Regions from separate parts of the Homo sapiens genome. Here regions 1, 3 and 4 are each linked to region 2. Evidence: chromatin contacts called from ENCODE Hi-C or POLR2A ChIA-PET data. All regions are on one chromosome and are shown on one strand. Each heading gives the region's core, a stretch centred on a gene start or an enhancer-like site at or near the end of the contact. The rest is flanking DNA. Distances are from core to core; before and after follow the strand shown. Region 1 holds the start of SLC25A1 (solute carrier family 25 member 1). Region 2 holds the start of LINC00528 (long intergenic non-protein coding RNA 528). Region 3 holds the start of DGCR2 (DiGeorge syndrome critical region gene 2). Region 4 holds the start of UFD1-AS1 (UFD1 antisense RNA 1).

Region 1 (5,139 bases), core at 289-2,788, 1.4 Mb after region 2:
ACTTCACCTGAGAGAGAGAAGCAAAGGCGCAGGTTCTCGGCTGCCACCTGGGTGGGTCCTGGCTAGCTGGCAGGCCCAGGGCCCATCCAGGGTGGAGGGAACTGGGAACTCTTCCCCAGGAAGCAGTGCAGCCAAGGCCGCCCTGGGCTGCCCACACGGACCATGCCCCGGGACACAGGGCAGCCCACACGGACCATGCTCTGGGACACAGGGCAGCCCTGTGAGCAGCCTCTCCCTTTATGTTTGCTGCTCTTTTCCAGTTTTGGCAGTGAAGGTGTCATTTTGTTTTCTGCTTTATAAAAGTATTTTTTAAAGACTTTAAGGCTGCCTTTAGCATAGACTCAGCCTCCACGGGTGGCCCTTCGTGGCAGGCGTCCTGCCCCAGGGCCCCGCGGTCACCCCGCCGGCCTTCCCTGGCGTCCAGGAGACCCTCCCCAGCTTGCCGGTTGCCCCGGGAGCACCGGGCCAGCGGGGCCGCCCGTCTCCGTACTCCCTGCGTGTCCGGGGTCCTCGCCAGGACCTTCCCCACCTTGATGGTCTCCATGGGGCACACGACCACCACGGCCTCGGCCACGCCAGCGCCCAGGCCGCACAGCAGCCCACGCGTGCTGTCCAGCCGTCCCTGGGCATCCCGCATGTGGTTGCTGAGGAACTCGAACATTCCAAACCTGGAGGCGGGAGGCGGGTGAGAGGGGCTGCCGCGGCCGAGCCCCCCTCCCGCAGCAGCCACCGGCCGGGCCTCACCTGACGGCCGCCTTGGGGATGGAACCGTAGAGCAGGGAGCTAAGGCCGCGGTACAGGCCCAGGACGCCATGGCTGCGAACCGTCTGCCGCACGCAGTCCCCTGGGGGAGGGGGCGGTCAGGACCCCACGGCCCTCGGTGCCGCCGCCCTGGGTACCCGCCCCCCGCGGCGCCGCGGCCTCCCCCTCCTCACCGATGCCCCGGTACCGCGGCGGGTGCGAGCGCTCGTCCAGCTGCAGCTGCGTCTTCACGTACTCGGTGGGGAAGGTGATGCAGATCTCGATGCCACCCGCCAGGCCGCCTGCAGGGACCGGGAACCCGCTCCTGAGACTCCCGCCCGGCCGCTGGCGCTCGGGCCCCTCCCCCGTCCCGGACTTCGGTCGGCGCGGCCGCCGCGCCAGTGCCGCGGGGAACATAGGCTGGGGCCCCACGCCCCCATGCCCTCACCCCGTTGTCCCGGCGAGGCGCAGGGGGTGACAGACGGGAGGCGGGCGAGTCCCAGCGCGCCGGGTGGGGACCAGGACCGCGCCTCCACGACTCCCCAGCCCACGGCCCAACCCGGAAGTGGGGCGGGGCCTCAGCGTCCCGGGCCCACCCAGAAGCGCGGCGGGAGAGGGGTCCGCGTCCCGGAGGGGCCCACCTGCCAGGATCGCCTTCCCCGGGTGCGTCAGCTTGGCCTTCCCGGACGCGGGCGCGGCGGCCGCCAGAGCGCGCGGGGCGCGGGGCGCGGGCATGGCGGGCGGGAGGCGGGGCGCCCTGTGGCGGCTTCGGGTCCGAGACTCCAGAACTCCGCGCTCGGTCCGCGGTGGCGGCGGCGGCCGGTTATGGTCCCAGGGGCGGGGCGGCCGCGTCAGCTCCAGGTCCCGCCCCGCGTGGTCCGAGCCAGGCCCCGCCCCCAGCCCGCCCCGTGCGGGCCGGGAAACTGAGGCCTGGGCGGGGCGCGCCGAGGCAGGCGTAGGGGCGGGGCCAAAGCGCAGCCAATGGCCGAGGCCGAGTCCCTGGGCGACCGCGAGCGGCGGGACGGGGGCGGGGCTGCGGGAGGCGGAGCCGTGGCCCAGCTCCGAGCAGTGGGTCAAGGTGCACTGTGTGCCGCGCCGCGGGATAGCGGGCCTCGGGTCTGCGCGACTGTCGAGAGCGGCGGGATCCCCAGGGATCCCGGAGGCCAGGGGCACACCCTCCCCGAAAACACGTGGGGCTAGCCCAGTCCCAGAGGAACTCTAACGTTTCAAACCTGGAGGCGGGAGGCGGGAGGCCGGTGAGAAGGGGCTACGCCGCCGGGCCCCCCTCCCGCAGCAGCCACGGGCCGGGCCTCACCTGCCGGTTCCCACCCACACCTTTCCCGGTTGTAGTTTCTGCGCTCAGCGAACAAGGTCAGGAAAGACCACAAATGCAAGCGGCTGTATTCTCCTAGGCAGCTTGTCTGGGCAACGGAGGTCCCACACCCCAAAGAGGACCCAGCAAATCTTTAATGGACTGCGGGGCCTAGGAAACTGGCCCGTCCCTCCTACCCATACCAGCACCAAGCAGAGCACCTTTGCCTGGATAAACCGACTTTAATATTTATGATTGCCAAGAGGCTGAGAGTCCTTTTATGAGGTCCGGTACCTCCAAACAAGACGTGTTCATGTAGTCTTCAAACTGGCCTGGAGGGGGCAGCTCCAGCCAGTCGGAGGCGCCCAGGAGGAAGGCCTGGCTCCAGCAGGAGGGCCCACAGTCCAGTCTCTGTTGTCGGCTAAAGCTGGTCTTGCGCCGTCAGCCTCTACCCTGGCCTCCCCAGGCTCTGGGATGGCTCAGAGGTTGCCGTCATTGGGTTTCAGCAAAAATAAATATTGTCCAGGTGTCCCTGCCTCCCATTGCGTCCCCTGTGCTGCTGGAGTGACATGCTCCTTGGAGAAGTTAGTAACTCTGCAGGTAGGGTGGGTGGTGACAACGCCCACTACACGCGGAAGTTGTACATTGGAGGCTGGCGAAGTTGGGAGCAGAGGCATATCCATAGGGGAAGCTGGCAGGGGCTGGGCCCACGGCAGGGCCTGCAGAGGGGGAAGCCCACAATGAGCAGAGCTCTTCCTGCCCATGGGGGTCCTCTCCTGGCTGCCCCTGAGTAGCCCGGGGCCCAGGGAGCAGGGTCTATAGGACCAGCCCTTACCACCCAGACGCTGAGGCCCCAAGAGAGCAGGCATCCAGAGGCAAGGAGCGTGGGGTCAGCCAGAGAACCTGGCCTGGCTAGAGGATAAGCTAGTCTCCAAATGGGACACTTACTTAGTGCAATCAGCTGGGTCTCATTCATGCCCATCAAAATCTAAAAAAACCAGAATGACATTAATGGTGGAAGGACACACTCAGCCGGACGCTGGAGACCCGCCGGCGTGCTGCACACTCACACCACACCCTCAGGCCTGTGTTTGCCCCACAGTGTCCAAGCACCCCACAGCCTCTCCAGTCTGCTCGACAGCCAGGCTGCCCTGGGCAGGTTCTCAGGTGCAAAGCCCCTCCCAGCACACACCAGCAGCAGCCTTGCTGTCCAGGGGCCAGGCCCAGCAGGACACAGCAGTAGTTCACAGCTAGGCAGGCACCCCTATCAGAAGGCAGGCATCCTTACAGCAGGGAGGACAGCGGCCGTGCCAACATTCCTGGGCGTACACTTCTCCACACCCAGTAGCCACTGGGATCCTTCCAGCCCCCACCCATCTATTCCCATCCCCATCCAAAGCCCAGCCAGGTAAGGGCAGTGGGACTTTGACTCCCTCCCTGCTCCCTCCCCAGGGGGTTGGGGGCTACAGGTGCCACCTACCAAACACGAGAGGGGCAGGCTCTGTCACATGCTCCTCTTGCTTGCGCAGACTCTCCAAGGCATCCAGTTTGTCCACCTGCAAGGAGGCAAAAGCACGTGAGCACCCGCTTGACAGAGTGCAGTCCGGCCTCTAGGTGAAAGTGGAGTGGAAGGTCAGGACACAGGGCCTCCAGGAGAATGACAGTGGAGGAGGTGCACATGGGCAGATGTGGAGTGGCTCAGCCCACACCCCATGCACTTTTAGAATGCAGCAAGGCATGGAGAGGTGAAGCCTCGGTAGCTGGGCTGAGATGGAACGCCAGGTGGGGCCCCCAGAGCTTCCCAGTGGGCACTGGGGCAGTCAGTTGTTACAGGCTGTGCATGTGGCCTGCTTATGGGGGGCCAAGTCCTCCTCTGGATACAGGGACACTGCCACTTACCGACCTGCAGGGCTGGGGCCATGTGCAGGGAACACTGTCTGCTTCTGGCTCTGGCCAGTCTAGTTTGCCCGCCCCTCCAAACCAGCAGAGAGATCATGTGGCTCTCAGAGACAAGTCACCTGGCACCTAGACACTTCACCTGAGAAGCACTGAGGACAAACTGCCTCCTCACTCTTCCCTGAGGCTTCACCAGGCACTGACCCCACCCACTGCCAGAGAGCGAGGCGGCAGCACTGCACTAGAGGGGCGGCAGCAACTGTGCAGCTAGGATCCCCTCACAAACACACTGAGTAAGAAAGAGAAATAAGAATGTGCCCCCCATGAGCTGGGGTCTGGGGGGGGCTGAGAAATGAGGAGGAAGCAGGGGGCACACTTGCTGACACCTAGGGTGAGGGCTGAGCTAGGCCTGTACCCTCCCTACAATGGGAGAGCGCTGGGGGCGTCTCAGAGGGATGGCCCTCAAGCTTCCCAGATGAGCCACGAGGCCCCAGGCCCAGCTGTCCACCAGGAAAGGACTGTGCTTCTTGTCCGCGCCCTCATTCTCCCAGCACTGCTGTGTGGTGTCAGCTGAGCACCAGCTCAAGCTGACAATCAGCTCACACCCCCATGCCACTGACTGGGAAACCCCTTGCCAGCCCCCTCCTCTCCTTGAACTCTCCCCATGACAGGCGTCTCATCTGCCCCAGCAGGAATAGGTGGGTGGCAGCAGAGAAGGTGCTCCAGCAGCCACCACCTCCCAGGGCCAGTGGAGTCTGGGAACCCTGGGCCAAGGCTGTGCAGCCACAGTGTGGACCAACGTGATAGTGGCTGCTAACTCCATCATCCGCAACAGAAAGGGAATGTGCGCCTCAAAGTCCTGGGGGATCCCCACAAGCACTTTGACCCCCACAGCAATGACACTCCCTAGGGCCTGGTGAGCCTGAGTTCCTCTGACACTAACCCACGGGCCTCTACTGCCAGGAAGAGATTCAAGCACTTTCTTTCCTTGTGCTGGTTCTCAGAACACAGACTACTTTCAGGAAAGACACCCGAGGGATGGGAAAACCTGCTCATCATGGTGACAGCAGCTTCCACAGGCACGCACCAGACACCGCACACCACACACTGCATACCACAAACCACATACCACACGTGCCGCCTGTAGGGAGTTGCCATCCACTGTGGTGGGGGAACCAGGGCCCTTGTCA
Region 2 (5,415 bases), core at 76-2,575:
ACAGTGGGCAAGAGGCCAGTGGGGTGGCCTGAAGGCAGGAGGCTCCAGCAGCCTGGATGAGCAGTTGGATTTTATCCTCAGCACTGTGGGGGCCACTGGCCCTGTCATGCAGGGCAGGACCTGTACCAATTGGCCCCCACAGTCTCTGCCTCTCCTGTTGGCTTTTTGCAGGTCTCTCAAGTGCTTCTTACAGTCAGGGTAGAGCCTCCCCGCCTCAATCCTCCCTGTCCTGATCTGCTGCCTCTATGATGCTTTGGGCTTCAAAATCTGTCTGCAGTATTTGTAAAATGAGAGAGGGTGATGTTTCCTGCAAAACAACCACTTCAAAAAGAAAGGGGGGCGGGGTGCCAGAAAACAATTCAGGGGGTGACGGACTGGGGGGCTATGGAAGGGTCCAGGGAAATTCCGGGGATGATGGGATTCTTCTATACAGGGATTGTGGTGGATGCCACACAATTGTACACTTTTGTGAGAACTCTGCACGAAGAATGGTGAGTTTTACTGTATGTAAAATTATACCTTAATTAACAAATGAAACAATATACACATACATGAGAGAATGATGACTTTATTTTTTTTTTTGAAACAGGATCTAGCTCTGTCACCCATGCTGGAGTGCAGTGGTGTGATCACAGCTCACTGCAGCCTTGACCTCCCAGGCTCGAGTGATCCTCCTGCCTCAGCCTCCCAAGTATCTGGGACTGCAGGCATGCACCGCCACGCCTGGCTAATTTTTTAAAAATTTTTTTTAGACGGAGTCTGGCTGTGTCACCCATGCTGGAGTGCAATGGTGTGATTTCCGCTCACTGCAACTTCTGCCTCCCGGGTTCAAGTGATTCTCCAGCCTCAGCCTCCCAAGTAGCTGGGATTACAGGCACCCACCACCATGATTGGCTGGCTAATTTTTGTATTTTTAGTAGAGACGGGGTTTCACCATATTGGCCAGGCTGTTCTCGAACTCCTGACCTCAGGTGATCTGCCCGCCTCAGACTCCCAGAGTGCTGGGATTACAGGCGTGTGCCACCACACCTGGCCTTTTTTTTTTTTTTTTTTTTTTTTTTTTGGGACAGGGTCTTGCTATGTTCCCCAGGCTGGTCTTGAACTCCTGGGCTCAAGTAATCCTCCCACCTCGGCCTCCCAAAGTGCTGGGGTTACAGGCATGAACCACTGCACCCGACCTGAATGATGTTTTTGGCAATGAAAATGAAACACAAAATCCAGCAAGGTTTGACGGGGAAGGCGAGCTGGCGACCACATAGTCACAGTCGGCCTTTGCTTCCGCTTTATGCTGCAGTTTCTCACTGTCACTTCCTGCCACCGGGCTCGTCTTCCTGTGAAAATTCAGCCCCTCTTCCTCAGTTACCCCTTTGCAACAGAACGAGGCCGGCATTTTCTAAAGCGTCCTTGAGGAGTCCAGTTCCTAAAAGATTATTTCAGAGTCCACTGTTGTGGGCTGACTTGAATGCTCTCAAAATTCGTAAGTTGAAGCCCTGACCCCCAGGACCTCAGAACGTGACTGTGCTTGGACACAGGGACTTTCCAGAGGTGATTAAGGTGAAGTGAGGTCACTGGATGGCCCTCCTCCTATCTGACTGGTGTCCTGATGGGGACGCGGACACCCACACAGGAACGGACCCGGGGAGAACAACACATCGTCTCTGCGCCAGGGAGAGAGGCGTCCGGGGAACCCAGCCGTGCCCACGCATTTATCTCCGCCTTCCGGCTCAGAATTGTGAGGAAACCCGCTTCTGTTGTGCAAGTCCCGGGTCTGTGGTGCTCGGCCATGGCGCCCCCAGAACTGCATCCCCACCTTCTGCTCTGAGCCACCCATCCCCTCTGGAAGGGCTGAGCTTCTCTCCCTTTCCACCTTCTGTTCTGAGCCACCCGTCCCCTCCAGAAGGGCTGAGCTTCTCTCTCTTTCACTGCCTATGCTCTGGGAAACTTTCAGAATCCCCAGGCTGTTTCTGGAATAGTCTGGGATGGTCATTTTCGGTCCTCACAGAACCGGGGGTTTGGAAAGTAGGTGAAGCCATATGGGTTGCAGAGAATCTGGCCCAGCCCCTCACTAGTCCCTGTGCTTGTTAGTTATTCTTTAATTACTTGGATATCAACTCTGATTTAAAACATCAATTTAACATACAGATAATGCTGGGACTGCAGCTTCGCCAGGTGGCCTTCCTCTCCCGGTCTCGGGAGGCGTCACCCCCATCTTGTCCCCCCAAGATCAAGCGAAAAGGGCAAAGTTATCTTTTTTTTTTGCAAAATTCAAACCTTTCCCTCCTTCCCAGGTCTGGGTCACTTGCGACCCTCCTCTCAGGCTGCTTCTGACAGGCCCAAGTCACAGCCAACTTCAGGGGAGCTGTGTTGGATCCCTCCAAACTCCGGGAATGATGTGACCTCCCCGGCGCTCACCCTGGGCCTCTAGGTTAGACTCAGCCCAGACCCTGGCTCACAGGGAAGCAGAGCCCATGGCTGGCCTCCACCCGCTCAGACGCCCGCACACAGGCCAGGGGAGGGCTTGGGGGCAGCTCTGGGAGGGTCCCTGTTTGCGCTGTGGGTGTCCAAGGCTGGGTGTGCAGAGCTGAGGTTGCCACACACCTGAGGGACTCTCGCATAAGGATGGCGCAGGGCTGGAAGCTGGACTGAGACAGTGAATGAGACAGCGCTGCCGGCTCTCTCCGCGCCGTGGACTGGCTCCTAGGCAGTCTCACGAGCAAGTGTGCTGTTGCTCGTGCACGTGTGTTTTAACTGAGATGTGAGCTGGCGCGTTTTCTCCACCCGGCTCCATCTGCTGGGTCCCTCCACATTGCTGCGCGTGTGCCTCCAGTGCCATGGGGTCCCCACTGTGGGCAGCCCTGCATTTTGCCCAACTGCCTCCCAAACCATGGAACCCCAGTGACCTCCAACTTGCCGCCATGACGAGCCACTCTCATTCATATCCTCAAACACGGTGCTCTGAGCCCGAATGAGGGTTTCTTTAGAGAGATATCTGGGGACCAAACTGTAGGGACAGAGCTCCCGTCTAAGGTGGGCCTGTGGTGAGGTCTCCCCAGTGGTACACTTTAATCCCACAGCAGGGCTTGCAGGCCGCCCTGCTCCATCCCCACCAACACTGGGCAGGATCTAGCCTCCAAACCTTTGCCAGTCTAATAGTATAAAATGATAGCTCGGTGCTATTTTGGTTTTGCATTTCCATGGTGAACAATGAGTTTGAGAGTTTTTGTTCAAAAGTCCTTTGGGAGTTCGAGACCAGACTGGGCCACCAGGAGTTCAAGACCAGCCCGGGCAATTCAGTGAGATGTTCATCTCTACAAAAAATAAGAAAGATAAAAAATTAGCCAGGCATGTTTGTGTGTGCCTGTGGTCCCAGCTCCTCAGGAGGCTGAGGTGGGAGGATGGCTTGACCCCGGGAGGTGGAGGCTGCAGTGAGTTGTGATCGTGTCAGTGCACGGCTAGCCTGGGCAACAGAGTGAGACCCCGTTTCTAAAATAAAAATAAAAAACAAAAGAGAAAAGTCCTTTGGGTTTCGTCTTGGTATTACTCAGCAGAGGACAGAGGTGTCAGTTTCCATCCTCCGGCAAGCAGATGCTGAGACAAAGCTCGGTGGGAGGTGACACCCAAGAGGAAGGGGCGGGATTGGACAGGGACAGCCTTCAGATCACAATGGGGATCGGACCCCTGGGAGGGGAGAGAGGGAGGAAGAGAACTGGTCGGCTGTGAAGCAGATCTGATAGGGCCCTGCTGCGACACCAACAGCAGCTCAGGGCCAAGGATGCTGTTGCAGGAACAAGGGACAGACCCCCCATACCACTGGCTCAGTGCCTGGAGCACGTGGCCTCTGTGGCTGCAGCCCGAGGCTGTCGGCTGAGGCACTCCACACACCTGGAGAGCACGTTCTCTGTGGAAGGAGACTGCAGCATTCCCACGGCTCCAGAGCAGTAGTGGCGGCACCTGGAGAAAGAAGTCCACCACCTTCCTGATGGCGGACTCTTTCTGCAGGCTCGCTGCAGTAACAGACTGGGAGCTCCGGACCTGGCGTATTGCTAGCTCAGTCTGACGGGGTCCCGGCTTTCCTCTGAGGTTCTCCTCCCAAGAGTGCCGAGATTGATGCTGTCCCATCCAGCGTCTCCGCGGTCACCAGCTCTTCACATCCCTGGGTGAAGATGGGGAGACAGTGCGCGTAGCTTACTCCCGAGTGACTTGGGATAGAAGCCACGGCACAGAACTCTACAAGGGACACTGGTGCACTGAAGAGCAGGGTGCGGTTCTGACCAGAAGCATCTGTGCATCTGGAGGGCAGAGGGTGCGTGGGCACGGGGGTCTGGGCAGGCCTCCCAGGGCAGAGGTCAAGAGGAGGGCGGGAGGCCTCTAGCTTGGTGGTTAAGAGCTCAGCCTTCAGAGTTTGTTTTCTCAGCTCTATCCTTGACGAGCTTCGTGAGCTGTAACTGGCCAGGGGCTGCCCCCAGAAAAGCTGGCCTCCAGCTCCCCGCATCCTGAGGCCCCAGATCAAGTTTCTTGGGCCCCAATTTCCTGTCATCAAAGAGATGATAGTACATTCCTCAGAGGCGGGCTGTGAATACATGAAACGCAAGGTCTTAGGCACCCAGCATGCGCTCAGGAAGCGTGGCTTGTGATTACCCGGCAGTGCGGTGGGAGGCTCCTAGCAGCTGTGTGTGCTGTGAGTGGGGTGGCTGGGGTCCCTGTGGGAGGTGCTTCAGAGTGGGGGCTGGATGGCGGCTCCCGAGGGGCATGGGGAGAAAGACAGGAGCAGAGGGGCTGCCACGCACTGCCCTTTTCCCCTTCCACCCCAGTCCCCTTCTCAGTGCACCCTTGGAACTTCACCCCCTCCCTGCCAGCTGCCCCCACCGCCTTCCCCTGTCCTGAAGCCCCTGTCCCTACCATCCGCCCCAGACACTTCCATGCTCTTCTTGAGGGTGGGCTGTCTCCAGGTGCCGCTCATTCCCCGGCCGGGCTGCTGTGCTCTCACTGAAGCTCAGGTGCTCTCAGAAGCAGAAGGAATGAGGGGTGGAGGGGCCAGTGTCCTCCTGGCCTGAGGACAGGGCTGGGGAGGCAGGGGCAGAGGTGGCCTGTCCCCTGCTGGCCAGGGCTGACACGCGGTAATGGCTATTACCAAGTGGGCCATTTCTCCCTCCTGCCCCTCCAGGCATCTCATCCCCCCACACTGCAGGAGGTGAGGTCTGCACAAGGCCTCTGCTCCCCTGGGAATAAGCCCATGCGTTCCATGGTGCCTCCTAAGCCCCTGAACTGGAGCCCACCCCAGTACTGGCGGGGGCCTGATTGCTGGAGTGAAGGCTTCCTCCTTCCTGGCCACCCCATTCCCCTCATCTCTGGGACAGAAACCGACAATAAACGCCTGCCCGAGACCTGGGTTGGAAAAACAGAGTGAACACACAC
Region 3 (5,498 bases), core at 2,758-5,257, 1.3 Mb after region 2:
TGGACTCCAGAGCCAAGGTGCTGTGTTCACTTCTCAGCTCCCTGAGATGTGATCAGCTCAGCACAGCTGCCTACTGAAAGCAAAAGAGAAAGAACCCTGAGCTAGCAGCCAGCTCCACCTGGGTCTGAACCCACGCTCTGCTGCTCACCAGCTGTGTGACCTTAGACAAGTCACTTGCCTCTCCCAGCTAGCTGTACCAACAATAGAAGGAAGACGACCTTCTAGTCCTCTACCTTACCAAGGGGCCTAGCTGAGCACAGGCCCTGTACAGGACCAACAACCAGCAGGAAGGGACCAGGGTGCACCAGCATTCAGAAGGCAATTTTTTCTCAGCTATGTATGGTGGGTTCAACCTGGATAGAGCTGTGGCTCATGATATAATTTTGTTTCACAATTAAAGCTAGAAAGAAAAACAGTTTTAGAATCAGCAGTCGATGCTGCCTTCTCTACACAGATGGAGAAAGGGCCAATGAGACAGTATCACAATCAGTGGTCCCCAAATCCCCCCACCATCTCGCTGTCAGTTACCTCAGCAGTAGTCTCCAACCGTTCTTCCTCATCACACCCCCAGTGATCATAACACACATCATCAGTGGTCACATGGCCAAACACAGAAGGGATTTGGCAGAGGGTGAGTGGTTCTGTCCCTCAGACTGGAGTATCCACATGGAAAAAGATTCTGCACCCTCACCTAGAGGACCCTGGGACCTAACAGGGGACAGAGGCAGTCTGTGGCTCCACCTGGGGTTAAGGAAGCTGTTCAGAGCATAATATGAGGTACTCCTGTGGCTGGGCTGGAGACACACAGTTGGAGTGCACAGACCCCAGTCACGGGTGCATGATGGGGGGAAGGCCAGACTCCTACGATGAAATCTCATCTCAGCCTTAGCTTCATGAGTGCTCTGGATTTCAGCTTCCCCATCTTTAAATGAGGCTAAAAACAGCATCTAGCAGGGACCTCTTGAGAGTTAACATATGTTAGTGCTTAGAACAGTGTCCGGCACATGACACATCTTAAATCAAGTTCAAATGTGCACTTAAAAAAAAATTGCTGGGCATGGTACCTCAGGCCTGTAATTCCAGCACTTTGGGAGGCCAAGGCAGGTGGCTCACCAGAGGTCAGGAGTTCCAGACCAGCCCGGCCAACATGGCAAAACCCCATCTCTACTAAAAATACAAAAATTAGCCGAGCGTGGAGGCGTATGCCTGTAATCCCAGCTACTCGGGAGGCTGAGGCAGGAGAATCGCTTGAACCAAGGAGGTGGAGGTTGCAGTGGGCCAAGATCACGCTACTGCACTCCAGCCTGAGCAACAGAGCAGGACTCTGTCTCAAAAAAAAAAAAAAAAAAAAAATTGGTGAAAGGTCAAGTACAGCAAGCACTTGCTGCCCCATAACTCCATGAAAGGCCTTCCACCCTGCCCTGTACCAGAGAGGAAGCCCAGGTGGCTTGGCATCATCTTCAGGGACCCCACCAGGCAGGAGTCAGAAAACACCCTCCTGAGAAGTGGGCTCTGACTGATACCTTCCTCATACTCAAGTATGCTTTTAAGGCCGGAATCCCCACAGAAAGAACGCAGACTAAGACCAGAGAAGCCCCAGCCTCTTGCAAGCACCAGCCAGGCAGATCCCTGCAGCACTCTCAGGAAGGACACATGGTGAATGTGTGAAGAGGCACACACGGGCATACAAGGAACACATCAGGCCCAGAGGCCTGCCCTCCCTGCCCAGCCAAAGCCAGGAAGCCAGCTGCAGCTCCCGGGTTCTGCAGGGCAACTCAAGACGCCTCCAGGGGTAGCTGCAATGTTCTCATCTGGAGAGTCATGGAATCGAAAGAATAAGTTTGCTCCCTCTACCAGATCCACCCCACCCATGCCCTACTCCGACCTCAGTGTGAGGTCTCCTGTGACGCCCTCACTGCTTCACAGGTACAAAAAGATGGCCACCTCCACCCACCTCTGGGACCCCACACTCCAGGGTATTCAACACACAGGAGTGTGACAAGTGACTTACACCTGGCCTCTGTTCCACATCAGGCACTCCTAAAAGGAGGGGCTTGTTCTTGTCACTTGGATTCCCTAGGGATGGGCAGGGGGCAAGCACCCACAGGCACTTTCTCAGTTGCTGCTGGCCAGTTGGCAGGCTATGTGAAAAGGCTGGCAAGGAAAAAGGAGTCGGGGACGTCAGTCACCTCTATCACCCAGGCAGGAGATGCTGGGCCTGGAACCAGAGGCACCCCAAAGAAGCCAGGCATAATATGGCCTCACCTGAGCCCGGTGACCTCATCTGCAAAACTGGGACTCAAGAATCAGAAAACGGTGACCTTCTACCTCTCTACACGTACATATATGTTTTCTAAAGAAGTTAATCACAAGAATCCACAAACCCATTGGTTCTGACCTCCAAGAGCCTATATGATACCCTCCTCCACAGGTAGCCCTTTTCCTGGCTTCTGTTCTTACCAAGGCCACCCCACAACTAGTCATCCCGCTGCCCAGAGAGCAGCCAAAAGCAGTGAGCAACTAGCTCTACATGGGGAGACCAGAGAAGCATCACTGAATCTGTCCAGGTTGAGCACCGGTCAGGGCCTTGGCCACCAGGCAGGCACTAGGGAGGAGGCAGACATTCCACATAGATGACACAAGCGCAGAGCCAAGAGGTGCGGTGTATCTGGGCTGGGAGCCTGGCTAGGGCACAGGAGAGGGCCACACACCCCGTGCTCCCACACCCAGGTCATCAGAGAAGATGGCCCTGGCACTTCTGCCTTCATGGGACCTTTCCTCCATTAAGAAATATTAAGAGTCATGCTTTTTCACTGTATTAGTATAAAGATGACTGTATTAATATACATACGAAAACATTTTATTTGACCTAAAAGTTCATTTTTTTTCTGCTGACTTTAAAAAAAAATAAAATAACATTCGAAGGCTACTAAAAGTACCGTGGGCAAGTGATACCAGGATTCCTGTGCCTGATGGATACATCGGCCCTGCATTTAGGGAGTTTGATTTTTTGGTGCAGTTCAAGGGGAGGTACACCGAAATAGGTAGAAAAGGGTCTCCTGGTTGCCACGGTTCTGATTCCCCACCACAGACTTAAGAACACACTAGCTCCGAGGGGAGTTCCAAAGCACGGACTCATTCATCACATACACGCAGCACGGCTAAGGGCCCCGCACAGTGGCGAGGTCTCTGCTCCCGGGACGCTCGCGCCGGCCACACAACGCTAGGCTGACTCCTGGTGCCTCCTCTAGGCCCGGTGGGACCTGAGGACTTCCTTAGCGCAACGTCTCACTGAATGACAGCCACAACCACCGCTGTCCAGGCGAGGAGTTTCCAGGACTGAGAGGCTGGCACTAGGCCACTGCTGGGAGGACGTCTGTGAAACCAGGTGCCCCTGAGAGCCACTGTCCCCAGCCCGACTCCGACGCTGGACTGGCGAGAGGGTGCGCCCGTGGCGTAGCTCCTGGCCGCCGCCGCTCCCGGGAAGGGCCCAGAGGCAACATCCTGGACAGCAGAGCTGCACGAAGTCCGAGGCGCCGCGAGCCCAGGTAAGCTCCAGCAGGCGTCCGCAGAGAGTGCCAGGCGGCCCGCGAGCCAGGCCCCGCCCGCCCCTGCCCCAGGCGCGGCCCCTGCAGGAGGGCGCCGCGGGTGAAAGGAGGTCCCGGGGCGACCCCGGCCCCGCTCGCCGCCCAGCCCCCACACCGCCCCCATCGCGCGGCGCACCTGGCCGCAGCGGCTCGGTGACAGTGAGCACGAGCAGGAAGAGCAGCAGGAAGGCGCCGCTGTCTGCCTTGGGCACCATTTATCCTCCGTTCATCGTCCCCGGGGCGGCTGGAAGGCCGGACCAGGCCGGACTGAGGGTCAGGGGACCGTGCCAAGCGGAGGGTCAGGCGGAGCTGAACCTGGGCGAGGCGCGGAGAGGCGGCGGGAAAGAGCTTCGGCTGGGCCGCGGGCTGGCGCACACTCTCGGCTGCAACCTCAGGCACCGACTCCAGCTGCGCGCAAGATGGCGGCCGTCCTGCTCGGCTCCGCGCCGCGCCGCCCCGCCCCGCCTCCCGCCCGCGACGCAGGCGCGGGCCAATGACCGTCAAGATGGGGGGCGGGGCCAGAGCCAAAGCCCTCCGAAGAGGGTGAGGCCTAAGGTCGCGACGGCGGAGGGCGGGGACCTAAGGGCGGGGACTGAGGGGCGGGCTCTAAGGGAAGGGCGGGACCATACGGAGTGAGGCGTGCCATTGGTTAAGCAGAGAGGCAGGGCCGGGGCCGGGGCCTGAGCGGCGGGGCCACCGAAGGGAGTAGGGTCTCTGGACGCCGGTTAGGGACGGCGGGCGCGGGACGGCAAGGATGGACATCGAAAGGCGCGGGGCATGGGGCGGGGCGCCGAGGGGTCGCGCGGGTGGGGAGCGGAGAGAACGAAGTGGGAACCTGGCTGGGACTCCAAGGGTCTTCACACCTGCAAGCTCAGGTCCCGTGAGCAGCCCAAAAGTGCGCCCCAAAGGGGTCTTTTTAAGGCCGAACCGCTGTGGAGGAGGGAGGGCCTGCCGGTTCTGAGGGTGGGGAAAGAGGAACAGGAATGGCCTAAGAGAGTGTCAGGCAAAGAGAGACCGGGAAGGCCAGGTCCTGGAGACTGCAGCGAAGCCGGCTCCCTGGAGGACCTGCCTACACAATGGCTAGGGGAAGGCCACATGTGCAGGAAAGAAAGCTAGGCAGAGAGGAGGCTCAGCGCCCCTGCGAACAGTGCTCCAAGTGCCACTTCTCCCGTCATCACCAACAGGGTGAACCTTGGAGGGCAGTGTCGGCGAAGAGTCCAACTCTGTAAAATATTTGAAGACATTTCTTCTGAGCCAATATGTGACCAATAGCCTGGGACACAGCCCCAGGAGATCCTGACAAGTGCCCAAGGGGGTAGGGCCACAGCTTGGTTTTATACATTTTAGGGAGACAAGACATCAATCAGCACATGTAAGATATACATTGGTTCAGTCGGAAAAGGCGGGACAACTTGAAAGTGGGGGGTGGAGGGGGGCTTCTAGGTCATGCGGATTGGCAGTTGGTTCAAAGAGTTTATCTAAAGACCTGGAATCAATAAAAGGGACTGTCTACATTAAGGGGTTGTGGAGACCAAGTTTCTTAGGCAAATGAAGCCTCCAGGTATCAGGCTTCACAGAGAAAAGACTGTTAATGTTTCTTATTAAAAAGTGCCAGACTCTGCCGGGTGTGGTGGCTCACGCCTGTCATCCCAGCACTTTGGGAGGCCAAGGCGGGCGGATCACCTGAGGTCAGGAGTTCAAGATCAGCCTGGCCAACATGGTGAAACCACATCTCTACTAAAAATACAAAAGTTACCCAGGCGTGGTGGCACACGCCTGTAATCCCAGCTACTCAGGAGGCTGATGGCAGGAGAATCGCTTGAACCGGGGAGGCAGAGGTTGCAGTGAGCCAAGATCATGCCACTGCACTCCAGCCTGGGCAACAGAGTAAGACTCTGTCTCAAAAAAAAA
Region 4 (5,482 bases), core at 1,881-4,380, 1.7 Mb after region 2:
TGGAGGGGGGCTCTGCCTCGGGGCCCACACCAGGATGTGCTTCCGTGCAGCCCGGACTCGTGCCCGCTCGCTCTCACAGAGGGATTGCTGTGCAAATGAGACTCTAGTCACTCCCCAGGCTCTGAGCACCCTCAAGACCCCTGTACCTCCCCCCTCTCATCACCCTCTGAAACACAGATGGACAGGCAGGGCCTATGGTACACACCACTCTGCAGCACAGCTGCTTCCACCTACTATACCTTGGCGATTCTTCCATATTAGCGCACAGAGATGGAGATCATTTTTTTTCTCACAAGCTACTGTGAAAAACTACTGAATAGGTCATAATAATTTGAGGAATTTTTAAATATCTTCTCCTGGACCTCAGGGCTCAATGGCTCTGGTTGACCTCGTGAGTCTGGGGCATATTCACCTGCTGAGAGTGAGCCTGGGGGTGCTGGGTGGAGAGGAGAGAAGAGTCTGAGAGAGCAGCTGTGGGGAGCTGCAGGGAGGAGTGTGTTAGGGAGAAGGGAGGAAGACGGGGAAGAAATACATGTCCTGGGTATCCTGGAAGGGTGGGAAGAGTCCAGAGGACAGACCACCCGCCTGAGTGGTGCCACAAGTGCCACTTAACCCATCAGCTTCTCTTGGCTACTGTCTCCCAATACAGACACAAGTCAGTGTATCACAACATGGGTGACCTTTGCTGTCAGCCCTTGGTAGGTATCAGGTGCTATGTGAGCCTCTTTACACAGATAACTTAATCTGTCTACATGTCTGTCTTTGTTCAAGCTCTATTGCCTCAAATAAAATATTTTGATCGTGTTTAAAAAGCTATCAGAAATGTAGTACAGAATATTAAAGATTCCCAAATGTCCATTCCCAATGCGGCAGTTAACAGCTTCCCTGATATCTTTTTTTGGTCCACATTTTAGAGCTAACATGTTTCCCTAAAGATAGGATAATCTTTTGCTGGCTAGTCTACTTCCTGCTTTCTTTTCACTAAACAATACACTGTAGGCACTTTTCCATACCCAGGGAGATGACCGACCATTCTTTTCAAAGGCTATCTGGTATTTCACTTTGTGGAAAAAGCTATTTGGTCAAATGTCTATTAGTGAAATTTAGGTTGTTTTCAGCTTTTGCAGTATCAAAAACATAATTAGCATTCTAACTTTTAACTGTACACTGTTATCCAATTACTTCCCTGGGATAAAGTTCCAGAAGTAAAACTTAAGGTCAAAAGGTATGTATCTGACATTTACATAATCAGAACACCTGACACCCCCACCAACACTGCACAACTACCCAGAATTCTTCAAACCTCTATCAACACCACTTTCTGCTGTTACTGTCATTTAGACTTATATACCTGACACCTGGCCATTTGATTTTTTCTTTTTTTTTCTTGAGAGGGAGTCTTACTCTGTTGCCCAGGCTGGAGTGCAGTGACACGATCTCGGCTCATTGCAACCTCCGCCTCCCAGGTTCAAACAATTCTCCTATCTCAGCCTCCCGAGTAGCTGAGATTACAGGTGTTTGCCACCATGCGTGGCTAATTTTCGTATTTTTAGTAGAGATGGGGTTTCGCCATGTTGCCAGGCTGGTCTCAAACTCCTGACCTCAGGTGATCTGCCCACCTCGGCCTCCCAAAGTGCTAGGATTACAGGCATGAGCCACCATGCCCAGGCTTTTCTCCTTTTTTATTATTTTTATAAAGATGGAGTCTCACCATGTTGCCCATGGCTGGTCTCAAGCTCCTGGGCTCAAGCGATCCCCTTGCCTCGGCCTCCCAAAGTGCCGAGATTACAGGTGCCCACCACCATGCCCAGCTGGCTTTCTTTTTTAATGAATTGCTTCTTTGTGTCCTTTGGCCATTTTTCCATTCTGAAATAATCCCTATATTTCTTATTGATATATATATAACAGCTCTTTATACACACACACGCACATATATATACATTAAAGTTATCAATCTCTTGCTATATAAGCTGTCAGCTTTCTTACTTTTTTTGACTTTCACATATTATGGAATAGTCATCATTTTCTTTTATACAGCAGTCTGGTTTCCACATCAGTTCATCTCTTTCAGATCACTGTATACACTTAATAATGTTGAAGTGTTGATCAGTCCCATTGATTCTCATTCCTTGGCACTCCCCATGAGCCTCGCACCTTTCGGCTGGCTTCTCTCCATCTCCTCTCCCACAAGGGGTCCACCGTAGCACTGTATTCTACACTACAGTGTGGGTGCCAGGAGGGCAGAGACTCTTCTTATCACTCGTGCATCCCCAAGAGCACCCAATGTGGTACATATTTGCTGGACGAAAAAACAACTAGAACCACCTCCTTACCGGTCTCTCTGCTCCTGTAATATATTCTCTACACCCTAGCAAACAGATTGAACTTCTTTTACCCTCTCTCTTTTTTTTCCCCCCTGAGACAGGTCTCCCTCTGTTATCCAGGCTGGTGTGCAGTGGTGTGACCATAGCTCACTGCAGCTTTGAACTCCTGGGCTTAGGCGATCCTCCCGCCTCACCCTCCCAAGTAGCTGGGACCACAGGTGCACGCCACCACACTTTGCTAACAGACTGATCTTTTAAAGATATAAATCGAATTATGCCTCCCAGCACACTTTAGACTAAACTCTAAACTCCGTATCAAAAGGCCCGCCAGGTCCCTGGTATACCGCTCTCCAACCATCCACCTACCCTCTGCTTCAGGAACCCAGGCCTTATCTGTTTCTCAGCGGTGTCTACCGGGGCTGGATGAAGGCTGGCTCCTGGTCACTCAGGACTCAGCAACATCACCTCCTGCGTAGGCCAGCTGATGACCCTAACACCGGACGGCTGCCCTCTTCCCTCTCTAAACCACTCTACACCCCCTCCTCGCTGGTCTCCTCCTTTGTCTTTCACGCCCTCTGAAAGTCCTGTTGATATGCTAATTTACACAATCTCTCAAAAGAAAGGAAGCGTGAGGAGGATAGGGACCCCGTCAGTCCCCGGCTAGGTCGCGGGGCATGGGGCGTGGAGGGGTGGGGAAAGCTGGGCCCCGCAAGGCGCTCCGAAGCGCCGCCCCGCTCCCTCCCGGCGCACCTGGGCCTCGGCGTTCCGGCGCTCCTCCCAGTCGCGGCAGCTGGCCAGGTCGCGCTGCCACTGTTCGCAGGCCGGCCGCTCGCCGTGGACGTAGTAGTGGTGTAGGAAGTGCCTGGCGCTGCGGCAGAGCTTCCACTCGGCGCGGTAGGCCTCGCAGGGGCGCGGCGGCTGCGGCGAGAGGCGGCGCCTGAGCGGGGCCCGGCGGCCGCGCCCTACGCCCCGAGCCAGTCCCGTTCCCTCCCTCCGGAAGACCCCGGTGGTTCCCGGCTCCGACCCAGCACACTCACCTGCCAGCCGCTGCCGTCCGCCATGTCTGGGCGACCGGCGCGCCAAGCCCGCCCCTCAGTCCGCCAGCCAATGAAAAATGAAGAAAACGGCACCTCGTGATCGACTGACAGAAGAACTAATGAGCACCGACACATTCAATCACGTCTTCGCCCCCTTCTTCGAGAAGCGCCGACAAACAGGACGAGCAACCAATAGCAACCGAGGGCGGCTGCGGCGCGCGCGGAGGGCCGGGGTCGCAGGGTAAATCCGGGGCGAGACCTGGCGCGAAGCCTACGCGACCACCGCGACGACAGCGCCATTCACCCCGGGCCAGGCGGGCATCCTGGGCCGCGCAGCTACCTTACGTCAGCCGCCTCTCAAATCACACGGCTCTGGCCAGTTCTTTTCAGCAGCTTTATGAGATTTTCTCAAATCTCAACAATCCGGTATATTTTCAAAAGTACATACTGAGCATCAAGGTGGTGCAGCGAACCTCCCAGATCTGCAGCTCCAGCAGTCTTGCTTGAGCGTCCACTCAGGATGGAGGTGAACTCGCAAAGTAACTGAGATTGGTTGGGCATGACATATGGTGGATCTAGGGTTGAATGACCTCCCCAGGGAACGCAGGCTTGAAGTGGAGGCTGAGAATGCAATCCGAGTACAGCCATAGGCCGGTCAAAGGTATGGAGGCGGTGTGTAGCAGGGGTGAGCGGGGTAGGAGTGGCTTGGATGTCTGTAGTTCTATTCTAAGGGTGCGGGAGACATGTAACATTTACCTTATTCATTTTTCGAGACAGGGTCTTGCTGTGTCACCCAGGCTTAGTGCAGTGGCGTGGCGTGTTCATGGCTTACTGCAACCTCAAACTCCTGGACTCCGAACAGCTGGGACCAAAAGCATGCACAGCCTCACCAGGCTAATTTTTAATTTTTTTTTTTTTTTTTTGTAAAGATGGGGTCTTGCTAAGTTACCCAGGCTAGTTTGGCCTCAAGCGACCCTCTCACTTTGGCCTCCCAAAGTGCTAGGATTATAGGCGGAGCGCCAGTGCCTGGCTGGGACGTTTATAAAAAGGAGCAATGCACAAGAGGCAACAAAGGCAAGTAAAGAGGAGGCTGGTGGGCTTGCAGAAACGCCCTGCAGTACCTATGCTGCGGTTCTCCCACTTCACTGATAACAAATCCTCAGTATCCACTGATACAAATCCTGGGACTGCTGGGCCAGTCCCAGGAATGACACTGGGACAGACTCCCTGGAGGTGGATCAGAAAGCTGCAGTTTTACCAGGGGTCCTGCTGTTGAGGCAGCCGGCTCAAGGACCAAGCCCAAATAAGACACTGAGAGGAAGGCTGCAGGCCAGGGTGCAGGAGTAATGACCAGGATCAGTGCTCCAACTGGCCCCACTGTGTCATTAAAAGGCTCTGCAATGGAATCCATCCTGGTCCAGGCAGGGGAGTGTGCCTCCAGCAAAGGACCAGGCGTTTCACTGCATACACAGCAGGTGTTGCTTAGTGAAGACAAAAACCCAGAGCCAGAGGTACTGTAACATTCTTCATTATGCATAAAGTGACAGTCTGTTAGCTGATGTGATCCTGCAAATGAAGGCTGTCTACCCACCAAGGGTTTCTCCCTCTGCTAGTAAAACTGAGACTTTGTCAGTGGAGGCTCAGGTAAGTCCCCACAGTGCTCATGCCTTCCAAAACCACGCCCATTTCCAGTGATGATGGTTTGTGCCACAGGCCAAGTACTGAACATCATGACACTCATAGACACTCTTCACTGAAGACGTGGATAGACCCTGGGGCCACCATTCTCTCCTCTCTGGAGTGTTGGAGGGGCCCTGACCAGGGCAGGACCCCCATGTCTGGAAGCAGGGTTAGCCCTGGCTCATGGGGGACCCTGCTGGGCTTAGCCATTGCCACCTAGGGATCAGGCAGCCTTGTTTCTTCCTACTTTCTCCAGGAGAAGCCCCAGAGGGACACTTTTCTAATGGTGAGATGGAACACGGAGCACCTGCCAACAGGCCTTCAGTTATGGTCAGAGGCCCAACCACCAGTCTGTGTTAGTACCTAATCAAACATTTAGATTTAGGCTTTAGTTATTGCCTGTTTTTACTTGAAATTCTTGGCTTAGAATTATTCCCAATG

What was found. Hi-C counts contacts between places; a loop is a spot of excess contacts on that map. ChIA-PET counts read pairs that join two places held with the same protein, here RNA polymerase II (POLR2A). Pooled maps may share reads with other maps.
Region 1: a loop to region 2 is called in a pooled map, with 5 times the contacts of the local background. The contact joins the promoter of SLC25A1 here to the promoter of LINC00528 in region 2. A Hi-C loop is called at or near these places in 2 of 37 single-sample maps with no recorded cell type and 4 of 50 pooled maps.
Region 3: a pooled map shows a loop between it and region 2 (5-fold over the local background). The contact joins the promoter of DGCR2 here to the promoter of LINC00528 in region 2. A Hi-C loop is called at or near these places in 4 of 50 pooled maps. POLR2A ChIA-PET finds 5 or more read pairs at or near these places in 2 of 52 experiments (B cell and HEK293T).
Region 4: a loop to region 2 is called in a pooled map, with 20 times the contacts of the local background. The contact joins the promoter of UFD1-AS1 here to the promoter of LINC00528 in region 2. A Hi-C loop is called at or near these places in 2 of 37 single-sample maps with no recorded cell type and 5 of 50 pooled maps.

Annotation. Positions count from the first base shown.
Region 1 is chr22:19,177,198-19,182,336 of GRCh38, forward strand. SLC25A1 (solute carrier family 25 member 1) reads right to left here and starts at 1,539. Exons shown (of 9, transcript NM_005984.5): 1 at 1,383-1,539; 2 at 936-1,043; 3 at 745-844; 4 at 530-668; 5 at 1-7. The coding sequence starts at 1,476. It overlaps CLTCL1 (clathrin heavy chain like 1), which reads right to left. Exons shown (of 33, transcript NM_007098.4): 31 at 3,534-3,609; 32 at 3,002-3,041; 33 at 2,276-2,772. The coding sequence ends at 3,022. RefSeq lists silencers at 756-1,835, 2,036-2,135 and an enhancer at 837-1,584.
Region 2 is chr22:17,775,965-17,781,379 of GRCh38, forward strand. LINC00528 (long intergenic non-protein coding RNA 528) reads left to right here and starts at 1,326. Exons shown (of 1, transcript NR_103718.1): 1 at 1,326-3,517. RefSeq lists enhancers at 1,361-1,840, 3,321-3,370, 3,638-4,545, 5,216-5,415.
Region 3 is chr22:19,118,405-19,123,902 of GRCh38, forward strand. It overlaps DGCR2 (DiGeorge syndrome critical region gene 2), which reads right to left and starts at 4,008. Exons shown (of 10, transcript NM_005137.3): 1 at 3,724-4,008. The coding sequence starts at 3,802. RefSeq lists an enhancer at 3,367-3,868 and silencers at 3,653-3,772, 3,893-4,332.
Region 4 is chr22:19,444,304-19,449,785 of GRCh38, forward strand. UFD1-AS1 (UFD1 antisense RNA 1) reads left to right here and starts at 3,131. Exons shown (of 2, transcript NR_186687.1): 1 at 3,131-4,022. C22orf39 (chromosome 22 open reading frame 39) reads right to left here and starts at 3,408. Exons shown (of 3, transcript NM_173793.5): 1 at 3,362-3,408; 2 at 3,075-3,242; 3 at 1-87. The coding sequence starts at 3,385. RefSeq lists an enhancer at 2,604-3,506 and a silencer at 2,954-3,353.